Regions from separate parts of the Homo sapiens genome. Here region 1 is linked to region 2. Evidence: chromatin loops called from intact Hi-C (ENCODE). Cell type or tissue: IMR-90. All regions are shown on one strand. Each heading gives the region's core, and the rest is flanking DNA. Links, peaks and the distances in the headings are about the cores only. Region 1 overlaps LOC102723324 (a long non-coding RNA gene). Region 2 has its middle 12 kb from the start of RAB14.

What was found. Hi-C counts contacts between places; a loop is a spot of excess contacts. Peaks named below come from ENCODE experiments on the same cell type or tissue, not always from the same donor. Only the 100,000 strongest peaks of a DNase experiment are listed, where the experiment ranks them.
Region 1: a loop joins it to region 2, with 4 times the contacts of the local background. A loop is called at or near these places in 3 of 110 quality-filtered maps.

The regions. Positions count from the first base shown.
Region 1 is chr9:121,435,315-121,446,597 of GRCh38, reverse strand. All of the region lies in intron 3 of LOC102723324 (a long non-coding RNA gene), which reads right to left. It also overlaps a transcript of GGTA1 not described here. Among named protein-coding and RNA genes, the nearest start is that of GGTA1, 59 kb to the left of the region's middle. In IMR-90, for the core only: a CTCF peak has its summit at 6,145 (motif pointing right); no DNase peak of the experiment used is centred there; H3K27me3 peaks cover 4,070 bases.
Region 2 is chr9:121,208,695-121,219,977 of GRCh38, reverse strand. It overlaps a transcript of GSN not described here. Among named protein-coding and RNA genes, the nearest start is that of RAB14, 12 kb to the right of the region's middle. In IMR-90, for the core only: a CTCF peak has its summit at 6,584 (motif pointing left); a DNase peak (open chromatin) is centred at 6,577; H3K27ac peaks cover 223 bases.

The sequences.
Region 1 (11,283 bases), core at 1,794-9,793, 230 kb before region 2:
GGAGAAAAGGGTGCTAAGGGAAGCGTTTGGCAGCAAGATATGATTGTAAGGGGTTGTCCCTTGAGTTCAATGTCTGCCTATTTCTGATGGGTCTAAAGCAACATGGAGTTACTGTGCAGCAGAACTCTCAGTAAAGACACCATTTGCCTTGGCAATCCTCAAAAAGCTTCAATAGCAGATTGCTTCAGACCATCTGTAGTCCGTCCTTTTCTCATCTGGATGTTGTTTGGCTTCTGTGCGAAAGATTGGTGGAGTGTCCCAGTAGATATCATGGTGGTGTGTGATCAGAGTCCCAAGGAACCTGAATGAGCCAAGGTGCCCAGCATGAAGTCAAAACAAAGCCTTGACATGAGTTTGCCATGAAATAGCGAAGAGAGAGTGGAAGAGAGGAGCCAATCACTGTGGGGCAGTGCCACCCTGAGGGCACTTAGGGTATGGGGTTGGTGCTTAAATACATCACAGATCCAGGTACTGAATGGGAGGAAGTGTGGGTGATTTCCAATCTCATTGACCCTATGTTCAGGGACTTGAACGGAAGATGTTTCTTGTGTTGCCTAAGTGGTATTCAGTCTACCAGACTCTGCAACTTGCATCTTCAAATCCTTGGTAAAGAGATGTGGATGGTGTCAGAGAAGGCAAAGGCCTGCAGTGGATTGAAGAGGCTTGCAAGCAGTTCTGTTTCTAGGATGTGGGCTTCATCAGAAGACACTCGGTCACCACTTAGCTAGTCTAAACCTCAGGGTTCCTCAGCCCATCATACCCCAACTTGGAGGACTGACATCAAGGAGTAGACTGGAGAAACAGCCCTCCCATCAAGTAACCTCTTGTTCTCTCCTGCTCCATCTGCACTATAGAAGTGTAATAATTAGACATACTTGGCAAAATGGCTAATTGATTTGGTAACAGAAGCATGAGCCATAACAATGGAAGATCTAGTTATCATGACTGAACAGCTTAACATTCAATTCCCTTCTCTAAGAGAAGCTGTGAAATCCTACATATTATTTAAAGTTAACCAAATCAATGTAAAGGGAGTTAGGAGACAGTGTGTACCTATGCACGTATATTTATGTTTTGCTTGTGTTCCAGTCTCGGTCATTTGTTTCCATTTTCAAGCAATTTATTTGAAGAGCCATTGCACTAGCCTGATGTATACTGCAATGAGCTTCTTTGATAAAATGAAACTTAGATTTTTCTCGACCATTTCACCGTGCCTCCTACTTCATTTTTTGCCAGAAAATCTCACATCCAACAAAACAAAACAAAAACCCTGAATTAGTGGGCTTTGAAAAGGAAAAAGCAGGGCTTTGAAAAAGTAGATCACACATCAGTTAAGACTCCTGCTTCTCTATTAGTCAGGTTGTCTTGGATTCAGTCTGGAGTAGGCAGAGCTTAAGGGTTTTTAAGTCCTGACCCAAAGAAATGATCTAGCCTGAAAGTTTAGAGCAAAGGACTAATGTTTACTTTTAAAGGAATTTCTTGATTTTTTTAAAAAACTTCATTAAAGTTTAAATCCCCAATGGACAAATTCATAATCTTGTTAATCGTTATTACTAAACTTTTTAAAAAATGTCCCAATTTACAATTAAATAAATTACTTTCTCAGTATATTCTGGTCTGGTCATGGATTGTGCATTTCCTCCCAAAGATATTCAAAATTGTCAATTAGAGAATTTTAGGTTTTCAGACTCAGAAAAGTCCTCACGCCCTTCTGAAAATGTGTCCACTATTACAGAAATAGAACAGACTTGGGATTCCCAAATTTTTGTTTGTTTTTGAGACAGAGTCTCACTCTGTCACCCATGCTGGAGTTCAGTGGTGTGATCATGGTTCACTGCAGCCCCGACCTCCTGGGCTCAAGTGATCCTCTCACCTCAGCCTCCTGAATAGCTGGGACTACAGGCACCACCACGCCCCACTAATTAAGAAAAAAACGTTTTTATAGAAATGTGGTCTCACTATGTTGCCTAGGCTGGTCTCAAACTCCTGGGCTTAAGTGATCCTCCTGCCTTGGCCTCCCAAAACGCTGGGATTACAGGCGTGAGCCACCATGCCCGTCCAAGGGATTCCCCAACTTTTAAGCAACAAATACTTATATAGAGCTTTCCACAGCAATGCGCTGAAATAATGAACTGCCAGTGAAAGAATCATTAGGGAAAGGCTTGCCCCTGAAGCTCAGGGTGGGGCATCAGGGCAGAGGAAGAAAACAATGCCATCACCATATCTGGGGATTATTAGTCCTGACCTCTGGGGAATATATCTGGTCAAGTGGGAAAGTCTGGATTTCCAGCAGGTGTACTTATACTAAAAAATTTAAAGATGACCAGGCTAATTTAGTGAGATGCACTGAATATGCAACAGGGCATGATTACCTCATAGTGGAGAATTAGTCTCATTTCATAAAAGAGGAAGATGAGGTCCAGAAAGCTTTTAGACTCGGGAAAGTCCTCATGCCCTTCTGAAAATGTGTCCACTATTACAAAAATAGAACAGACTTGGGATTCCCAAATTTTTGTTTGTTTTTGAGACAGGGTCTCACTCTGTCGCCCACGCCGGAGTGTGGTGGTGTAATTATGGCTCATGTGGCCGCAACCTCGAACTCGGCTCAAGTGGTAAGTGGTAGGTGACTGATGTGGGCTTCATCAGAGGACAGTCGGTCATCAGCTGGTCCCACTGCTTAGCTAGTGTAAACCTCAGCGTTCCTCAGCCCATCATACCCCAACTTGGAGGGTTGACATCAAGGAGTAGACTGGAGAAATAGCTCTCCCATCAAGTAACTTTTTGTAAGTGGTAAGTGACTGAACTGAGGCTCAAAGCAGGGAAACTCACAGGACAGATGTGTTGACAGTGCATTCAGAGGGCCATGTTTCATATCATGGAAAGCACAACTATATATCTTCCCAGGCCTCTACCATCTCCCACTTTTTATGCATGAAACCTGCCCCAAATGCATTAAGTAAGTTTAAAAGCACCATGTTAAAAAAAATCGGTTAGGCACGGTGGCTTAACCCCCATAATCCCAACACATTGGGAGGCCAAGGCAGGTGGATCATTTGACTCCAGGAGTTTGAGATCAGCCTTGGCAACAGGGCGAAACCCCGTCTCTATAAAAAATACAAAAATTAGCCAGGTGTGGTGGTGTGTGCCTGTAGTCTTAGCTACTCAGGAGGTTGAAGTGGGAAGATCACTTGAACCCAGGAGGTGGAGGTTACGTGAGCCGAGATCGTGCCACTGCACTCCAGCCTGGGCAACAGAGACCCTGTTTCAAAAAATAAAACATTGTTATCATTCTTATCTTTACATTGTGCATGGAGGGCTGATGTAAGCACCATGGCCGTGCACTGAGCGGTTATATCAGGGCGGGGCTTCAGGAGGTGTGATCAGGCAGAGGAGTAGGTGGAAGGAACAAACCATACTTGCTCCTTCCACTCCACCTCAAATCTGGGAACCACATTCAGCCAAAAGGGGAAAAATGTGTTCAAGGCCTGAAGGATTTCTCTTTGTCCCTCTTTGCTCTCTCTTAGCCAAAGCCACCACTATCAGGAACCTCAACTATGGCAGTACTTACAAGCACTTATTTAATGTAATGTACTGTTTGTTAAATGTGCCTAACATAAACAAATAACACTGGCATGATTGCATATTAACAAGCGTGAAAAGTCATAGAAAGTGAATGTGTAACACACTATACATACCTTTTAAGGAAAGAAAAGAGTCAAGTAGGGATCCACTGGTGAATGTCTGAGATCTGAAAGAGTGCTGATCCAGGATTTAAACCCAGGACTGTCTGCCTATAGATTATCTTACTATAAATCCTGTGCTCTTTCCACAGCTCCACACTTCTTTCTCACACTGTTTTACACACACACACACACACACACACACTTTAACCATCTTATTGTTGAAATTGGAGATACCAAAGAAATCAACATCAATGCTCTCAATGCTTTTGTTAGGCATTAAAGAGAGGGGATTTAGGAGACCCCAAACTCTTTAAAGGCAAAATGTAAGTCTAAAATTGGAGAAAGAGGAACATGAAACCTGACCAGGTATGAGGCATAGGTAGTACCAGGGCTAAGGGAGTATGAAAGAAGGATGGCTCAGGGAGGTGGAAGAAGCCTCAGATAATCTGACTCTGAACTGAGCTTTGAAAGGAGAGAAAGGGTCACTGTGAAGAGTGGATGGAATGAGGTTTCAGAGAGGCAAGCAGCAGGTGTGAAGCCCAAAGTGCTACAATAAGACCTTCATGGAAATCCACAGGAATGGTGCTTTGGGACCGGATGAAATCACCTGGCAGAGCCTGTGTGAAAAGGGCTGGCTGACCACCCCATATTCACCCAGCATTTCTGGTGCTCTCTCTCCCTTCTCAGCAATCCCTGATCTCCTTCAGGGAATTTATGTGATTTCTATGGAAACTGGTGCCATGCTTGAAGCAAGTACCCTTGGCTAAATCAATCCATCAGGACTTTCCATTTCTCTGGTGACAACTATTGATTCAAGGGTGGGCAGGTGACCTAAAGTAGTCAAAGTGAATTTCAAGTCTTCTACTAGAAATAAGGACACGTGTAAAAATAGGGGCTGCTGGAAAAGGGAAGTCCACCTTAGGATAAAATTGACAATAGGAAAGGAGGAGCAGAGACACTGGAGGAAACCCAGGCCCTGGTGACAACTTTGAGCCATTGGATCCAGCCTTACCTAAGGTCTGCACTGTCTGTGGGCTTTTCAAATGCATGGGCCAGTAAAGTCCCATGATTGTTTAAGCCAGCTGGAATTGGACTCTCTCTTACTTATAACTGACAGTATCTCCATTGAACCCCTCTAGGATGATTAGCTCCTTAAAGGCAGGGCCATAGTCTGACATTGCATCAGCTCTAGCACCTACTGCATCACGTATTTCAGAAGTACTCCTTAACAAATATTTACTGAACAAATGAATGAATGCACCAACATCCATTCCGATCATGCCTTGATATGTTTTGCTTTAGTTGGAAGGTTTTACATTTTTGATTATAGACTGTGTGTCCTATTAAAAAGCAAGTGTTTGGATATCTGGCACCTGGAACTTTTCCTCCTGTAGTATACAGTATGGGAACTCAGGAGTTACAGCCTGGGCTGTAGGCTTAAGCTCCAACTTGGTGCCATAAGCTGGTGGATTCAGTGCTACTTCAAGGTCAGCAATGTGTAAAATAAATTTGCTTCATCAGCATAAAGCAGTGGTTCTCAGCCTGGGAATCACTCTCCTCTCCATCCCACGGGACATTTGGCAATGGCAATGTCTGGAGGTATTTTTGGTTGTCACAGTTGGTGGAGGGGTGGGTGCTATCTACATACTGGGTAGAGGCCAGGAATGTTGCTAAACATCCTGGGCAACATGGCAAAACCCTGTCTCTACACAAATTACAAAAAGAAAAAGAAAAAAATTAGCCAGGCATGGTGGCGTGTGCCTGTAGTCCCAGGTACTCGGGAGGCTGAGGTGAGAGGATCACCTGACCCCAGGGGTTCAAAGCTGCAGTGAGCTATGATTGTACCACTGCTCTCCCACGTGGACAACAAGTGAGACCCTGTCTTAAAAACAGAACAAAACAAAACCAGCCAGGCACAATGGCTCCTGCCTGTAATCACAGCACTTTGGGAGGCCAAGGCAGGTGCACCACTTGAGGTCAGGAGTTCAAGACCAGCCTGGCCATCATGGTGAGACCCTGTCTCTACTAAAAAATACAAAAATTAGCCAGGTGTGGTGGTGGGCACCTGTAATCCCAGCTACTCAGGAGGCTGAGGCAGGAGAATCGCTTGAACCAAGGAGGCAGAGGTTGCAGTGAGCTGAGATTTTGCCACTGCACTCACTCCAGCCTGGGCGACAGAGCGAGACTCTGTCTCCAAAATCAAAACAAAATGAAACAAAAAAACAAAAAACCATCCTACAACAAAGAATTATCTAGCTCAACATGTCATTAGTACCGAGTTTCTTGGACTTCAGTAATAAACAAACATTGGGAACTAATATGCATTACACTCGCCCGTCTATACCCTGGGAATAGTCCCCTGTTGCCATCAAGAGCCTCTAACTCACCTCCTGGTTGTCCGCTAACATTCACAGCCTTAGAGAACACAAAAGTAGTTCTCTATACTGGACACGAGAGGGCAGGAATTTCCAAAGATAACCCTGTTATCCTAAGCGACTGCAGTGATTAAAAATATTCTTTTCCGGAGCTGGTGAAGACTCTGCACATTTATAGAAATAGATGTTAATTTTGCATACAAATGAAAATGGCAATTAATATTTAAAGGATGTGGCTATAAAAAAACAGCCTTATTAGTTAAAATAAATGAGTTTAACAATTAGTTAAAATAAGCCTTAGCTATATAAACCCCAAAAGGAGTTTACTGGGAGACTATTGGAGAATTCTGTGAATAGAAGGGAGAATTGACAGGGGAGCAGGGGTGTGCTGAAGCCAGCTTATACTGGCTTGTGAGAGTCTATTATAGGCAATACTTCCCAGCTCCCTGTTCAGTGACATCACTGTGATAATAGGCCGTGGTGGGAGTATTTAAACCATGGGAGTCAACACACACTAGAAACCAGGGCTCTTTTTCCTTTCCTTAATTTCCTTCTTTCTTTCTTTTTTTAAAGTGTCAGTTGTTAAAAATTTACCAGTATATCACTGCAACCAGGCCATGAGTAAGAACCAGGAAAGCTTAGGGGCCTCTGCAACTGAAAATTGTGGACTCTCCCTAGAGGTCTGCCATTAATATGACTCAGTTCCAACTATCTCCAGTCTCAGGGTTTCTTCCTTCAAAATTCTAAATTCCTAGGAAAGAAAACTCAAAAGTCACAACACCACTCCTGCTCCCAGCAGCTGTGTCCTGGAGTTTGTTTACTGGAGAATGATTACACTATGGGCAGTTCTCAGAGAAGCACATATTGTTGTGAGCTGGGTATCTACCCTCTAAAAGTATCTACCACTTTCCACTTATGGCTGTCTGGCTGTCAATCACTTCTTCCCATACATTCAAAATATTCCCTTCTACCATGATCCAAAAATGTTATATACTACTCCAGCACAGCCCCTTCTCCCAACAGACCACTGAATCCACAGATAATGTCAGAGGCCAGGCTACTCAGAGTCTACTTCTCCAGATAGTGATCATTTCTCCTTTGATCCTTTAGACAGCTTGTATGACTGTTCTGCAATCTGTGACATAAACGGCAAGTTTAGCTCATATCCAAACACACTACAGTGAGAGACAAGGAAGAAAGAGAAGGGAAAATTGTAGTAACTCCTATTTAAAGAGGAAAATGATGGTTTCTTGCTCTGGAATTCAGTGGGACTGTGCTGTAAGTTTCCAATCACAGCTAGCCACATTCTTCAACCACCATTCCAGTCTACTTCAGACCCATTGAACTATGTAAAGTATGACTGGTCTTAAGGGCTGTGGCAGCCTGGACCAGGTAAACAGCTTGTCCAGGGTCCCACTAAAAGCTCACTTATTTTACCTTTATCAGGTAAATGGCAAGCAGCTGGACACCCACATGTGTGGGACATTGCTTGCAGGAGTTAATGCCTCTTTCTCAGAGATAGGGGACATGAAATGCTGGTTGTCAAACTTGGCTGTACCCTAGAATTACTTGGAGAGCTAATATTGATGTCTGGGGCCCCACCCAGAGATTCCAAGTCAGGTGGCACAGGGTGAAGGCTGGACACTGGGATTTTTACAAGCTTCCCAGGTGATTCTATAATAGTATGCAGCAAAGTGTGAGAACCATTGTCACAAAATACAGCAATTTGCCTTGTGGTTTCCTACGTGTGGTTTCTTTAGTGTTTTTATTTCTCGGGGGATTTGCTAAACTTCTTGGATCTGTAAGTTTATAATTTTATTTTAAATCAAATTTGGAAAGTTTATGGCTATAATTTCTTTTTTTTGCAGATGATATGACTTTATATTTGAAAAAATCTAAAAACTCCATCAAAGAATGATTAGAACTGATAAATTCAGTAAAGTTGCAGCATACAAAATCAACGTACAAAAACTAGTAGCATTTCCACATGCCAACAGTGAAGAATCTGAAAAAAAGTAATCCCACTTACAATACCCACACATAGAATTAAATACTTAGAAATTAACAAAAGAAGTGAAAGAGCTCTATAATAAAAACTATGAAACATTGATGAGAAAAATTGAAGGGAACACAAAAAAATTGAAAGATATTCCATATTAATGGAGTGGAAGGATCGATATTGTTAAAATGTCCATACTCCCCAAAGCAATCAACAGATTCAATGTAATTCCCTATTAAAACGCTAATAAAATTCTTCACAGAAATAGAAAAACAGTCCGAAAATTTATTTATTTATTTATTTTATGTTATTACATAATTTTATTATATAAGGATTAAAAACAGGTGAGTATGAGTTTCTAGTCAGTATAACATTTCCCCTGAAGAACTGGAACTGAACTTAAAAGGAGCCTAAGGTAAAATGAATGTTCCATATGTTCATCTAGGCGTTGTGCAATCACATGTACGTGTTTGTCAAATCTCATTCAAGCAAATACATAAGATCTGTGCTTTTCTTTATATGTATTTTACCTCCATTTCAAAGAAGGAATAATAAAAACTTGTTTTATTATTATTACTTCCAAAAAATGTCTGTTCATGTTCTTTACCTGCTTTTCTATGGGTTTTTTTTTCTCATAAAGTTGTTAAAGTTTCTTATAAATACTAAATATTAGGCTTTTCTCAGATGTACAGTTTGCAGAAGATTTCTTCCATCCTATAGGTTGTCTGTTTACTCTATTGATATTTTATTTTTGTGTGGAGAAAATATCTTCAGTTTAATTAGATCCCATTTGTTAATTTTTGCTCTTGCTGCAATTCCTTTTGGCATCTTTGTGAGATCTTTGCCCATGCCTATGTTCTGCATGGTATTGCCTAGGTTGTCTTTCAGGGTTCTTGTAGTTTTAGGTTTTATATTTAAGTCTTTAATCCCTTGAGTTGGTTCTTGTATATGGTACAAGGATTGCGGCCCAGTTTTATTTTATTTTATTTTTTTATTATTATACTTTAAGTTCTAGGGTACATGTGCACAATGTGCAGGTTTGTTACATAGGTATACATGTGCCATGTTGGTGTGCTGCATCCATTAACTCGTCATTTACATTAGGTATATCTCCTAATGCTATCCCTCCCCCCTCCCCCCACCCCACGACAGGCCCCGGTGTGTGATTTTCCCGTCCTGTGTCCAAGTGTTCTCATTGTTCAATTCCCACCTGTGAGTGAGAACATGCAGTGTGTGGTTTTCTGTCCTTGTGATAGTTTGCACAGAATGATGGTTTCCAACTTCTTCCATGTCCTTAAAAAGACATGAACTCATCCTTTTTTGTGGCTGCATAGTATTCCATGGTGTATATGTGCCATATTTTCTTAATCCAGTCTATCATTGATGGGCATTTGGGTTGGTTCCAAGTCTTTGCTATTGTGAATAGTGCTGCAATAAACATATGTGTGCATGTGTCTTTATAGCAGCATGATTTATAACCCTTTGGGTATATACCCGGTAATGGGATGGCTGGGTCAAATAGTATTTCTAGTTCTAGATCCTTGAGGAATCGCCACACTGTCTTCCACAATGGTTGAACTAGTTTACACTCCCACCAACAGTGTAAAAGTGTTCCTATTTCTCCACATCCTCCCAGCACCTATTGTTTCCTGACTTTTTAATGATAGCCATTCTAACTGGTGTGAGATGGTATCTCATTGTGGTTTTGATTTGCATTTCTCTGACGACCAGTGATGATGAGCATTTTTTCATGTGTCTGTTGGCTGCATAAATATCTTCTTTTGAGAAGTGTCTGTTCATTCCTTCACCCACATTTTGATGGAGCTGTTTCATTTTTTCTTGTAAATTTGCTTAAGTTATTTGTAGATTCTGGATATTAGCCCTTTGTCAGATGGGTAGATTGCAAAAATTTTCTCCCATTCTATAGGTTGCCTGTTCACTCTGATGGTAGTTTCTTTTGCTGTGCAGAAGCTCTTTAGTTTAATTAGATCCCATTTCTCAATTTTGGCTTTTGTTGCCATTGCTTTTTGCATTTTAGACATGAAGTCCTTGCCCATGCCTATGTCCTAAATGGTATTACCTAGGTTTTCTTCCAGGGTTTTTATGGTTTTAGGTCTAACATTTAAGTCTTTAGTCCATCTTGAATTAATTTTTGTATAAGGTGTAAGGAAGGGATCCAGTTTCAGCTTTCTACATATGGCTAGCCAGTTTTCCCAGCACCATTTATTAACTAGGGAATCTTTTCCCCATTTCTTGTTTTTGTCAGGTTTGTCAAAGATCTGATGGTTGTAGATGCACACACACATCTTATCAATAGTCAGAGTCTAGCTAGTAAAGCAGAAACTACTATTCTAGGTATTTCAAACAGTGGGGATTTAATATAGGGAATTGGACATGAAGGTGATAAAAGAGCTTGGGAGAAATACAAGGGAGAAGAGGCAACCCATAATTTTTAAATAAAAGCAATAATATCCTGAAAGTTGAAGGAGAAAAATGTAGGATGTCTAGAAAGAGCTAGAACCTAGCAGAAGTTATCTGGCATGAGGTGACACAAAAGAGAGAGGAGTTTCAGCTACTAATTGATATGGTACCCATAGTGAGGGTGTGGAGGGGACATCCAGGCTTTTCTCCTCCTCCTACCCTCCTCTCTTCTGTTAGTATTTTTCATCAGAGAGCAAGGGAGTCTGGGTAATATGGACCTCTGCCACACTGAGCAGAGCACAGGAAAAAATGGAAGATTCAAGAGTAAACAGGCAAATGTCTACACAGTCCAATCACTGTGCCACAAAGCACCCATTTTTACCCTTCTATCCATACTTAACTTTCATAAAATGACTTAGTGCTTCCACCTACTAGAATTCAATTAACTTTTGCACAAATGGACACTCTCTTCCCAAAAAGATGGAACACAAAGTACCATCTGACATAGTGTCTCTCACCATGTCCAGGAAGCCCACATGAAGTGAGTTCCTCTCCATCAGAACTGTACTTGGCTCCTCACAGTTTTGTGAACTCTGATCTAAACTAATAAAAGAATATCAGTGTAAATAACAGAGAGAGATTCTCCACAGATAATAAGTTTTTTCAGGAGTATGCAGAGCATTTGCAAATCTGGGATATGTAGGCTATGGAGCCCACAGGCATATTGAAAGAGGTTGAGGCAAGGGGATGCCTTTAAATGTAAAAGGGAAAAGTATACATAATTTGTTCTGAAACAAAGATAACT
Region 2 (11,283 bases), core at 2,127-10,126:
CCTGGGAGGCGGAGATTGCGGTGAGCTGAGATCGCGCCATTGCACTCCAGCCTGGGCAACAAAGAGCAAAACTTCGTCTCAAAAAAAAAAAAAGAAAAGAAAAAAGAAAGGGGAGTGTAGGTATACTTAAGAGAGAGACAGTCATGCAACCGGGTTTGCAGTTTCCATCTACATGAGTTTCTTTAACCAAGAGGGGGAATATTCATGAAGATTCCTGGAAAAATGTGAAGATTTCTCAGAAATCTGGTGCCACTCATTTTTACACCAAATATGGGTGTTCCAGGATCTGTCCTGGCACTGGTGGGTGTGTGATTGACTATGTTAATGAGCATATAATGAGGTCCTAGGTGAGACCTAAGTCAAATCCAGCGCCATGTTGGGTCTAGTTGGTCTTAGCCAGCTTGACCCACACCCTGGTTTTTCAGGGTCTTCTCAGCCCCTAGCTTCTGCAGCTGTTTAAACAGTTCCCTTTTGCTAGTCATATAAAACTGCTGCCTGGAATGTGCTGTTCTCCTGTGTCAACGCTGTATCATTCCTGTCTCAATGCTATCAGGAAGGCTTTGGTAAAAATCCCTTAACTTGGTGGTGTGCTGTGGCTCCCCTCTGTAATCCCACACCTTGGGAAGCCAAGGCAGGAGGATCACTTGAGCCTAGGAGTTCAAGACCAGCCTGGGCAACATGGTGAGACTAGTCTCTATTTAAAAAAAAAAAAAAAAAATCCCCTAACTTGAACCTTCTGGTATTTGGTGTGTTTTGGGGAACTGAGTCAGGAGACCGGGTAAAGAGAAGCAGCAAGCGCAGCAGCAGCAGACACAGAGCCCTGGCAGAACTGCCCGGCCAGAGGAGTTGGCCCCCACCAGGTGGATCTGTCCATCAAGGAAGCATCCTCAGGACTCTGAGAAACATCAAGGAAGTGAAACTGAATAAAGATATTGGACTTCAGGTGTCATGCAGGATGGATGCTTGGACAAAACTGGTAGGGTAACCTCCAAATACCAGATCATTTCAGGACCCTGGGAGATGAATATTATTGTCCTCCATTTTACATACAAGAAAAATGAAACTTGTGAAAGTTGCCAGTACCAAAATGGAGTCACTTAGGCTAAACTCTCACAAAATGGAGAGGGGAGGCCATGAAGGAAGGGTCCTCATGCATGTATGCCTACAACAGAAACTATCCAAGAAATTCCACATAAGCCACCTGGCTTGCACAGGGACATTTGTCCAACAGTGGCTGTCTCCACCAATAAGCTAATGCCAACTCCTGCAACAAGCTCCTGTAACCAATGGTCTTTTTTTCAAATTAGCTTACATGTACGTTTCCTCCTTTCTTTATTTTTTTTGAGACAGAGACTCACTCTGTTACCTAGGCTGGAGTGCAGTGGTGCGTTATCGGCTTACTGCAACCTCCGCCTCCCGAGTTCAAGTGATTCTCGTGACTCAGCCTCCTGAGTAGCTGCAATTATGGGTACACGTCATGATGCCTGGTTCATTTTTGTATTTTTAGTAGTTACAGGGTTTTGCCATATTGGCCAGGCTGGTCTTGAACCCCTGACCTCCAGTGATCCACCTGCCTCAGCCTCCCAAAGCACTGGGATTACAGGCATGAGCCACCGAGCCTGGCCTCTCGTCCTTTCTCTTAAAAGCTTCCTCTTGCCCCATCCCCTTTGGTGCACCTGTGGTCCACCACAGCATGTGCACCCAAAATCGCAATTCCCTGTTATTCTCAAATAAACTCTTTGTTTTGGAGAACTGGTCTCTCTGCTGTTTATTTCAGGTTGACAGACCTAAAATATAATACAATATTAAATGACTGCCAGACAATTCATAGCAGACCTATACTCCATGACCACCCTTCTTAAGAGCTCAACAAATGTTCTGAACATGCTTAGTCATAGCTAAACTGTGAGTCAGGGCATGAGGTAGACTGGACACATACATAAAAAGAATGAATAAGATCAGGATATGCAAAACAATATGGACAATTTGATCGTACTTATGTAAAAGAGAAAACACACACCAAAGTTATATCTTTATGTATGTACCCTTATATACGCAAAAGCTTGAAACAGACCTGGTAGCAGTATTAACGGTTGGGTAGAAAAGAGCAGAGAAAGGAGGGCTTGTTTTGTTTGAGGTTATAATAATAATAATAATAATAATAATAATAATAATAATACATTTCTATATTATTTGAAATATTTAAAAATTTAATTAAATTTAAAAAATTTAAAGAAATGGCTGTTGTGGGCTGAATTGTGCCACTCAGCCACATCCCAATTGAATTGAAGTCCTAACCCCCAGTACCTCAGAATGTGACTGTATTTAGAGACAGGGTCTTTAATGAGGTAATTAAATTAAAATGAGGTCACTAGGGTGGGCCCTAATCCAATATGAATGGTATCTTTATAAGAAAAGGAGATTAGGGGCCTATTGGAGGGTTTAGGTTGGGAGGAGGGAGTGGCTCAGGAAAAAGAACTAATGGGTACTAGGCTTAATACCTGGGTGACAAAATAATCTGTACAACAAACCCCCAGGACAGAAGTTTGCTTCTGTAACAAATCTGCACAGGTACTCCTGAACTTAAAATAAAAGTTATTTTTTTTTTTTTTGAGACGGAGTTTTGCCCTGTTGCCCAGGCTGGAGTGCAATGGTGCGATCTTGGCTCACTGCAATCTCCGCCTCCCAGGTTCAAATGATTCTCCTGCCTCAGCCTCCTGAGTAGCTGGGATTACAGGTGCCCACCACCACACCCAGCTAATTTTTTTTTGTATTTTTAGTAGAAACAGGGTTTCACCATGTTGGCCAGGCTGGTCTCGTGATCCACCCTGACCTTGTGATCCACCCGCCTTGGCCTCACAAAGTGCTGGGATTATAGGCGTGAGCCAATGTGCCCAGCCAAAGTTGAATTTTAAAAAAGAAATCTCCTTAAGTTAGAAAAATACTTTAAAAATCTAAATAAAGTGGAAGACAAAACCCAGAACTAAAAAAAGAAGAGGAAATTAGGATGCAGACACAAACAGAGGGAAGACCATGTGAAGACACAGGAAGAAGACAGTCATCCACAAGCCAAGGAAGAAACCAACCCTCAGAAGAATGCAACGCTTGGACATCTTGATCTTGGACTTGTAGCCTCCAGAATAAAATAATTTTCTGTTGTTTAAGCCACTGAGCCTGTACTATTTGTTACGGCAGTCCTAGCAAACTAATACAATGACCAAGGTAAAATTCCTGTCTTCCAGGAACTCCTAGCCTAGTGGGAGAAGTGGGTAATAGAATAATCTCACTATAATACCAAGAAAACAGGGAGAAGTCCTGCAAAATACAGAAGCAAGGTACTACGGAACCTGGGGGTAGGAGGATATTACAAGGCCTGGCAGGCATCACAGAGGAAGTGGCTTTTGAGCTGGGCCATGAAGGATAAGAAACAGAGAAAAGCAGGCAGGTAGGAGAGTTAGGGACTGTTTCTGGGGGAAATATAGCAAGCAAAGTCTTGGCCAGTGAATGTCTGTCCTGTGTCAGATTAAAGCAGCAATGTTTTCCCTGAGTACAGGCTTCAGGAAGTGGTGGAGACGTAGCTGGAGGTAGTTGTTGGCAGTTTCATTTGTCAGCTGTTCTTGATAGCTGTTGGCCATCATGGAGGGTTACTAAGCATGGGAGTGACATAGTTGGATTTGCTTTGTAGAATGATCACTCTGATGGTCCATGAGGCAGGAGTTGAAAAGTGATGGGCCGGGTGCAGTGGCTCACGTCTGTAATTCCAGAACTTTGGGAGGCTGAGGCAGGTGGATCACCTGAAGTCAGGAGTTTGAGACCAGTCTGGCCAACATGGCAAAAACCCGTCTCTACTAAAAATACAAAAATTAGCCAGGCCTGCTGGCAAGCCCAGCTACTTGGGAGGCTTAAGCAGGAGAATCGTTAGAACCCGGGAGGCAGAGGCTACAGTGAGCTGAAAAAAATAATAAATAAATAAATAAATAAGAAAAGTGATGGCCTAAGAGCCTTTCAGTCCACAGAAATGTTTTGTTTCACTCACCCAGCTATTTTTTTCAAAATTAATTAACTATTCTAACAGTTAATAAATTACAAACAATTATAGGTATAATTATAATTTATATGATACTTGAAATATATGGCTTGTAATATAATTTCTAATCATAAACATTATAATTAATTTTCCAATAAATTAACATAACCATGTTAATTCTATTGGTTGATTTACATGTACATTATAAATATTAGTAAATTGGAGAGCTCTTAAAATCTTCAGGTTTTTTTTTTTTTGAAACAGAGTCTTACTCTGTCACTCAGGCTGGAGTGCAGTGGCGCGATCTTGGCTCACTGCAACCTCTGCCTCCTGAGTTCAAGCAATTCTTCTGCCTCAGCCTCTCAAGTAGCTGGGATTATAGGCACTCGCCGCCACACCTGGCTAATTTTGGTATTTTTAGTAGAGATGGGGTTTTACCATGTTGGCCAGGCTGGTCTCGAACTCCTGACCTCAGGTGATCCACCCACCTCGGCCTCCCAAAGTGCTGGGATTATAAGTGTGAGCCACCAATCCGGCCAATTTTCAGGTGTTTTAGAGATCTTTTAACCAATGTTACGGGTTGAATTGTGTCGCCCCACAAAAAGAAAAAAAAATGATATGTTGAAATTCTAACCCCTGGTACCTTTGAATCTGATCTTTTTTGGAAATGAGGTCTTTGCAAATGCAACTTAGATGGAAATTAAGATGGGTCATATATGAGTGTGGGGGGGGGGGTCCTTAATTCAATATGACTGGTGCCCTTAGAAGAAGAGGAGAAGAGATACAAACACAGGGAGAAGACAGCCATATGACAATGACAGGTACAGCCTGGAGTGATGCAGCCAGAATCCAAGAACAACAAGGATTGCCGGCTACCACCAGAAGTTGGGCAAGGGCAAGGAAGGATTTACTCAGTCTCAGAGGGAGCACAGCTGTGCTGACACCTTGATTTTGGACTTCCAGCCTCCAGAACTGTGAGAGAACACATTTTTGTTATTGCAAGCCACCCAGTTCATGGTACTTTTATTATAGCAGCCCTAGGAAGCTCATACAACAAGGAGCCTATATTCCGACCTAACCAGTGGCTGCAGCCCAGTAAGGTACTTCCAGGAGGTACATCTCCAGCCAGATGGCATCGCTCATCCATCTAAGGCATAGATGCTACAACAGAGGTCCAGAAGAGAAAAGATAAGAACTTAACTAATGCAGTAGCTCCTGGGGTCTCAAACTGGGTTAGCTCGTGAGACCTTGGACAAGAGCTCCGTAGGAATATGACATAGGATAACTCAGGAGAAATGATGTGTTCCTGGGAATGCTATCTGCTAAGTCTTTGGAATTGGTAGGAATGCAGGCTTATCCCTCTTTGTTCTTAGAAACAGTCATTCCTTACTTCATGAAAGAGGATAAACTAGTATTTATTATTAATATATTTTGTACACTACCATGAACCAGGCCTTGTTTTGTGGGTTTTATTATATATGTTGTGCCATGTAATCCTCCCACAATGCTTTGAAAATTCTCCACTTTATAGACAAGAACACTGAGACTCAGAAAGATTATGGAACCTAGATTTTAAAATGTAGAACTAACATCTACCCTTTGGTTTCTGGCTTATGGAAGAAGAAGAAAAGGAAGAAGAGGAAGAAGAAGAGGAAGAGGAAGAAGGAGGAGGAGAGAAAGAGAGAAAAAGAAGGAAAGAGAGAGAAGGAAGGAGAAAGAAGGAAGAAAGAAGAAGAGGAAGGAAGGAAGGAAGGAAGGAAAGAAAGGAGGAGGAGAGAAGGGAGAAAAAAAGAACTAGCATTTTCTCAATGCCTTCTAGGTGCCTGAGCTGGCATTTTAGGCATGCACTCGTTGAATCTTCACGAAACCCTGTGAGGTAGGTGCTTTTATGATCCCCATAGTATGCCCTGCACCATTCAGATAAGGAGACTGAGACTGAACAGGTCAAGTAATTGCTGAAGCTGGATGAGGGATACAGCAGTCTGTGCTTTTGTCTGGATCTAAAGTCCTTGCTCTAAAAGAAGGTACGAGCTCGTCGGTTGAAAGGGCTTTTAATCTTTTCATTCATTCATTCATTGATGAATGCTCTTTATCGTTTTATGGATTTTGGAAAGAAGGCAGCTGGGTGTAGCTGAGAGGACCCCAGCCCATGTGCTGAGAGACTTGGGCTCTGGTCTAGCCTGAGCCTCAGTGTCCCCATCCATGACATGTGGGGGCTCTAAGGGCTGATCTCAAAGGCCCCTTCTTGTGCCAAGAGTCTATGATTTTGTGATTCCCCAGCCTTGGGAAGAAGTCACCAATTAATATTAATACAACAGCTCACAATGCTAATTTGCCAAGATCTCAGCTGACGGCAGAGTCAGGATTTTAATCCAAGCCCACCTGACTGCAAACTTCTTCACTTTCTTCTGGCTTGGAAAAACAGAGGAACTAACAAAGAGACTGAGGAAACAATGCTGCCAAACCAGGTGTGCCTGAGCAACACAAATGGGAGCAGTAGCCACAGGCTGGGAGTTCTGGCAGTCAAGAGGGCCTGGCATGGGCCTGCTGCGCCCTCTGGTGGAGCACGCCTGATTCGGCTCCTCTGGATTTGTCGTTTTGATACCAGAATAGACGAAGGGATACAGGAAGCCGGAAGTGGTTTTCCCCATAGTTTTTGGAAGCCAGTGACCCCAGCTATTGTCCTAAAATGTAGACTGCTTGGAGCCATTTGTCACTCCTCCGTGAAGCCCAGCTGCCCTGGGTTTATTTATTGATGAGACTAATTATATTTTGTTTCTGATTTTATAACTTGTAGATACTTAGGCCGGGTATCGAGCAGTGAACCCACCAGAAATGGTACCTTTCCCACTCAGCTCAGGGTGAGGAAAGGCAGACATTAAACCTGTAAAATTCAAAATAAATATATGGGCAGGAAGAAATTCTCCTTCCTTCACGCTGCCTTTTCTCCTTAGCTTTCCCTCCAATCTCTGGACGGGAAAAAGATCTTTGTCAAGAGCAAGAGCCAGGTGCAGTGGCTCATGCCTGTGATCCCAGCACTTTGGGAGGCCGAGGTGGGTGGATTACTTGAGGTCAGAAGTTTGAGACCAGCCTGGCCAACATGGCGAAACCCCTACTCTACTAAAAAAAATATACAAAAATTAGCCAGGCGTGGTGGTGCGCACCTGTAGTCCCAGCTGCTCGGGAGTCTGAGGCAGGAGAATTGCTTGAATCAGGGAGTAGGAGGTTGCAGTGAGTAGAGATCACACCACTGCACTCCATCCTGGGCAACAGAGCAAGACTCCATCTCAGAAAAAAAAAAAAAAGGCCAAGGAGTGAGACCAAAAGACTTTCAAACATAAAAAATGCTTTAAAATTATGTCTAGCTTAATTTGTCGCAGATACCATGCTCTGGGGATTCTAAAATAATTTCTAATCTGTACTGAAGCAATGCCCAGAGTCAACCTTGAAGGCTGTATTGTAAGCCTCCTCCAGGAGGGCACTGACTCCCTGGCAGGGAGAGAAGAGGGTGGGAAATGATAGAGGGCTACGGTGAAGTGGGATTTTACACACATTTATAACCTTCACGACAATCCAATAAACTAGGGACCACCATACCTATTTTACAGATGAGGAAACTGAGGCCCAGAGAGATTAAGATGCTTGCCCAAGTCTCAGAGCTAATAAACTGCAGAGTTGGAATTTAAATCTTGGAGAAACAACTGATAAGGATTAGAGAGTCTGGTTTCCAGTGTGAGCTCTGAAAACGCTTGCTTGTATAGCTGCTGGGATATCTGTTTTGTTATGTTTTTTTATCGCATTATGAGGGCTCAGTTAAAAGGCATCCATAGTCTCTTCCCCATCGGCCCATATAAGGGACTCTACAGAAAAACGGGAAGGTGGTCACTGAAGGGCTTCAGTGGACAGGAGGAGACAGGAGCCCAGGTTTGAGCTCAATCATTAGTCATTGATGAATGAATGCATGGTTAACCCAGCGGCCTCTCCTTAATCTCACAGCTTCACCAGTAAGCAAATACAGAGTATCAGAGCCCTCAGAGATTCCCTTATCCAGCTGTTTTTAAAGTTTTTGAACAGAAGTCCAATTCATAAAGCCCTTCAAAAAATATATTTTTTTGCTATGGGTTTTTTCTTTTGGTGGGGAGGTGGTTATTGGGAGAGAACGGAAGAGGAGATAGAGCCCCATCTACTTGAACTGCCCTGCAAGACTGTGGTCCTTTGGTCTGAAAAATAAAATTGAACTGAAAAGATCAACTAACCTCTCTACATTCCAGATAGGAAAATTGAGGCCCAGAGAGGGGAAGCTACCCAGCCAAGGTCACACCGCTGGTTTCAGCTAAGTCCTAACCTCAAGCTCTCATTCCCAGTTCAGTGCTTTATCCACCTTACCCCTATCCCAGCCAGATCCCCAATTAATTATTAATAGCAACTTTTACACCTGGAAGTATTTATAAGCAGTATCAGCTACTAAAATGCCATCACCTACTTACATAGTGGCTAAAGGATCTGTTGTGTGAGCCAAATTGCTCAAAGTTTCAAGGCATTTTAAGACTTGTGGGTTTTTTCAGCTTTGTTTGTTTGTTTGTTTTTGCTGTCATATGCTTTTTTATGTGGTAAAATATAGATAATATAAAATTTACCATTTTAGCCACTTTTAAGTGTACTATTTAATAGCACTAAGTACATTCACATTGTTGTATAACCGCCACCACTATCCATCTTCAGAACTTTTTCATCATCCCAAACTGAAACTGTACTCATTAAATAATACCTCCCCATTCCTCTACCCCCAGGGGAACCACCTTCCAATTTTCTGTGTCTCTGTATTTGACTATTCTATGTACTTCATATAAGTGGAATCCTATACTATTTGTCTCTTTGTGACGGGCTAAATTCACTTAGCATAATGGTTCATCCTTGTTGTCGCATGTGTCAGAATTTCCTTCCTTTTTCAGGCTGAATAACATCCCATTATTATCAACAATATCCCCAAATGTGGCATGTATCACATTTTGTCATCCATTCATTCCTCAATGGACACTCAGTTGTTTCCACATCTGTGAGTGGAGTTAATAACATTACTTACCTTGTGGTATAATTGCAAAGACTGAATGAGGTAAAGCGGTTTACACAGTGCCTGGTTATGGGCTAAAAATTCGGCAAGTCATTCCTGTGGGCAGAGAAGGGGTGAAATGTTTTATAATGTGTTCTTATCCCTTCCAATGCACTCATACTGGTATTGAAACCCTCTCATGCAAGTGTGGTAGTTTACAGTTGCCAAACCACATGCATGTCGGTGATCCCACGTGCATTCCTAGCCCTTCTCTGTAAGGTTCACAGGACGGGTGCTGGTATCTCCATTTCACAGAGGATAAACTGAGGCAAAGAGAAGGCCCCAGATCAGCCAGATATTAGCAGCTCTCAGTGGCTGTCTCTCTGGCTCTTGGGGAGTCCACTGTGGTAGACTGGGTTACATTCAGCTATATTCACCTCCCCAAAGGAGAATTATGCACCCCAACTCTATCAATATGAGGCTATAAGACTTGCTCTGGCTAAGAAAATTTGAGCATAAGTGATGTGTGCTACTTTGGAGCAGAAGCTTGAAGACTTAGCACGTCACTCACCAGGTCTCTTTTCCCTCCGCCGTGACATCTGACAACGTTCCAGAGAGAGAAACGGAGAGACACAGACAGGCAGCGTGCTCCGTCAGCCTGAGTCCTAAAGTGAAGATGGTGTGGAACAGGGAAGTAGTTGACACATTATGGACATAGAGAGTGGGCAAGAAGCACACCTTTGTGATAAGGTTTAAATCCGCTGAGATTTTGGAGTCATTTCTTACACAGTAAAACCTAGCCTCTCCTAACTAATATATCTATAAAGGCAATATCCTTTCCTGAGAGTAGGGATTTATTATATCACCTCTAGATGAATCTTGACTGGTCTATTGTGCATGTATGCGTGCGTGTATGTGTGTTCATGGCACAAAGAATATGAGAAAGTGAAGGCCTAGCCCAAATTGTTCCAGATACTATGCAGAGAGGCCTGTTTCTCATTCTTCATCTCTTCTCTCCAATTATTTGTATTACTCTAAAGAAAACTTTCTGATTTCTGTTGAATTCTATGATAGCAGATAAAGGTTTTCTTCTTTCCTAACTTACTTGGGGAAACTGCTTTCAGGAGCTATGTATTGGCTCTTGGAAATAATTCTAGCAGCTTCTGTTTCCTGAGTGTTTATTCCCTACCAGGCACTATGCTAAGAGCTTCTCATGCTCTGCTTCATTTTCTCTTAATAATTCACATAGGTATTAAATGCTGCTGTTTCCTGATTTTTGAGACAAGGAAATGAAGAATTAGAGACCTTAAGGAACTTTCCAAAGCCACACAGCTACTAAGAAGCAAGGCTGGGACTGAAATCCAATTACAGTGTTGGATGATTTCTGACTTGTCAGTTTGGGTCCCTCATGTATTTGTAGGCACTATTATGCTTGCTTCCACTGGTATTTCTTCCCCCCTCCCCACCCCCCGCTGCTAATTCCAAGCCCCACTCTTTGCTCACCATGGATGGTAGAAGGGAATCTCCTTTCCTTAGTCCTGGTTTCAGTGAGGAAGGATTTTTTTCTGAGCACATTCTTGGTTCCTCTCCGTGCTTTATCCATTCCTGGAAGGATGAAGGATTGTACATTTGAGAATACCTGGTCATGCCCAACTCAGCACTTCTTCTGATAGGGAGGGAGCTGCTCCTCAGCCCTGCTCCCTTCAGCAGGAGGCCTGCCCTAGTCTTTGCAGCCCACTTCTGGGGTTCACTATTAGTGGCACCCTTCAGCTACCAACCCTAAAAGTTTCTTCTCCAACCTGGCAATATCACTAATAAAGAAAATATTCTGGCCTTCCTCTGCATCTTTTTGTTGATATCTCAACTTGTTCAGAAGTCAGACGAGGCAAAGGAATGCTATTTATTCAGAGTCCTGCATAGAGCCCCAAATGGGCATCCTAAGGGAACTGCACTGGTGGGAAAGATTTCATGGTCCACTGATGGTCCCTGTCCTCACCTTGGTGGCCTCAGGGTTTAACATCAGCCTCCCTGGACCTTCAAGGTGCTCTAACACCTGCCCCCCTTTTAGGCAATGAAGGATGGTATGGCAAAAATAGCTGGTTGTTTCTCAGTATCCATTCTTTTCTTCCCTCATTAGTAATAATCCTCCCCAGAACAAAGACTAAATTTCTCTGCATCCCTTTCAGCTAGGTGTGACCATGTGACC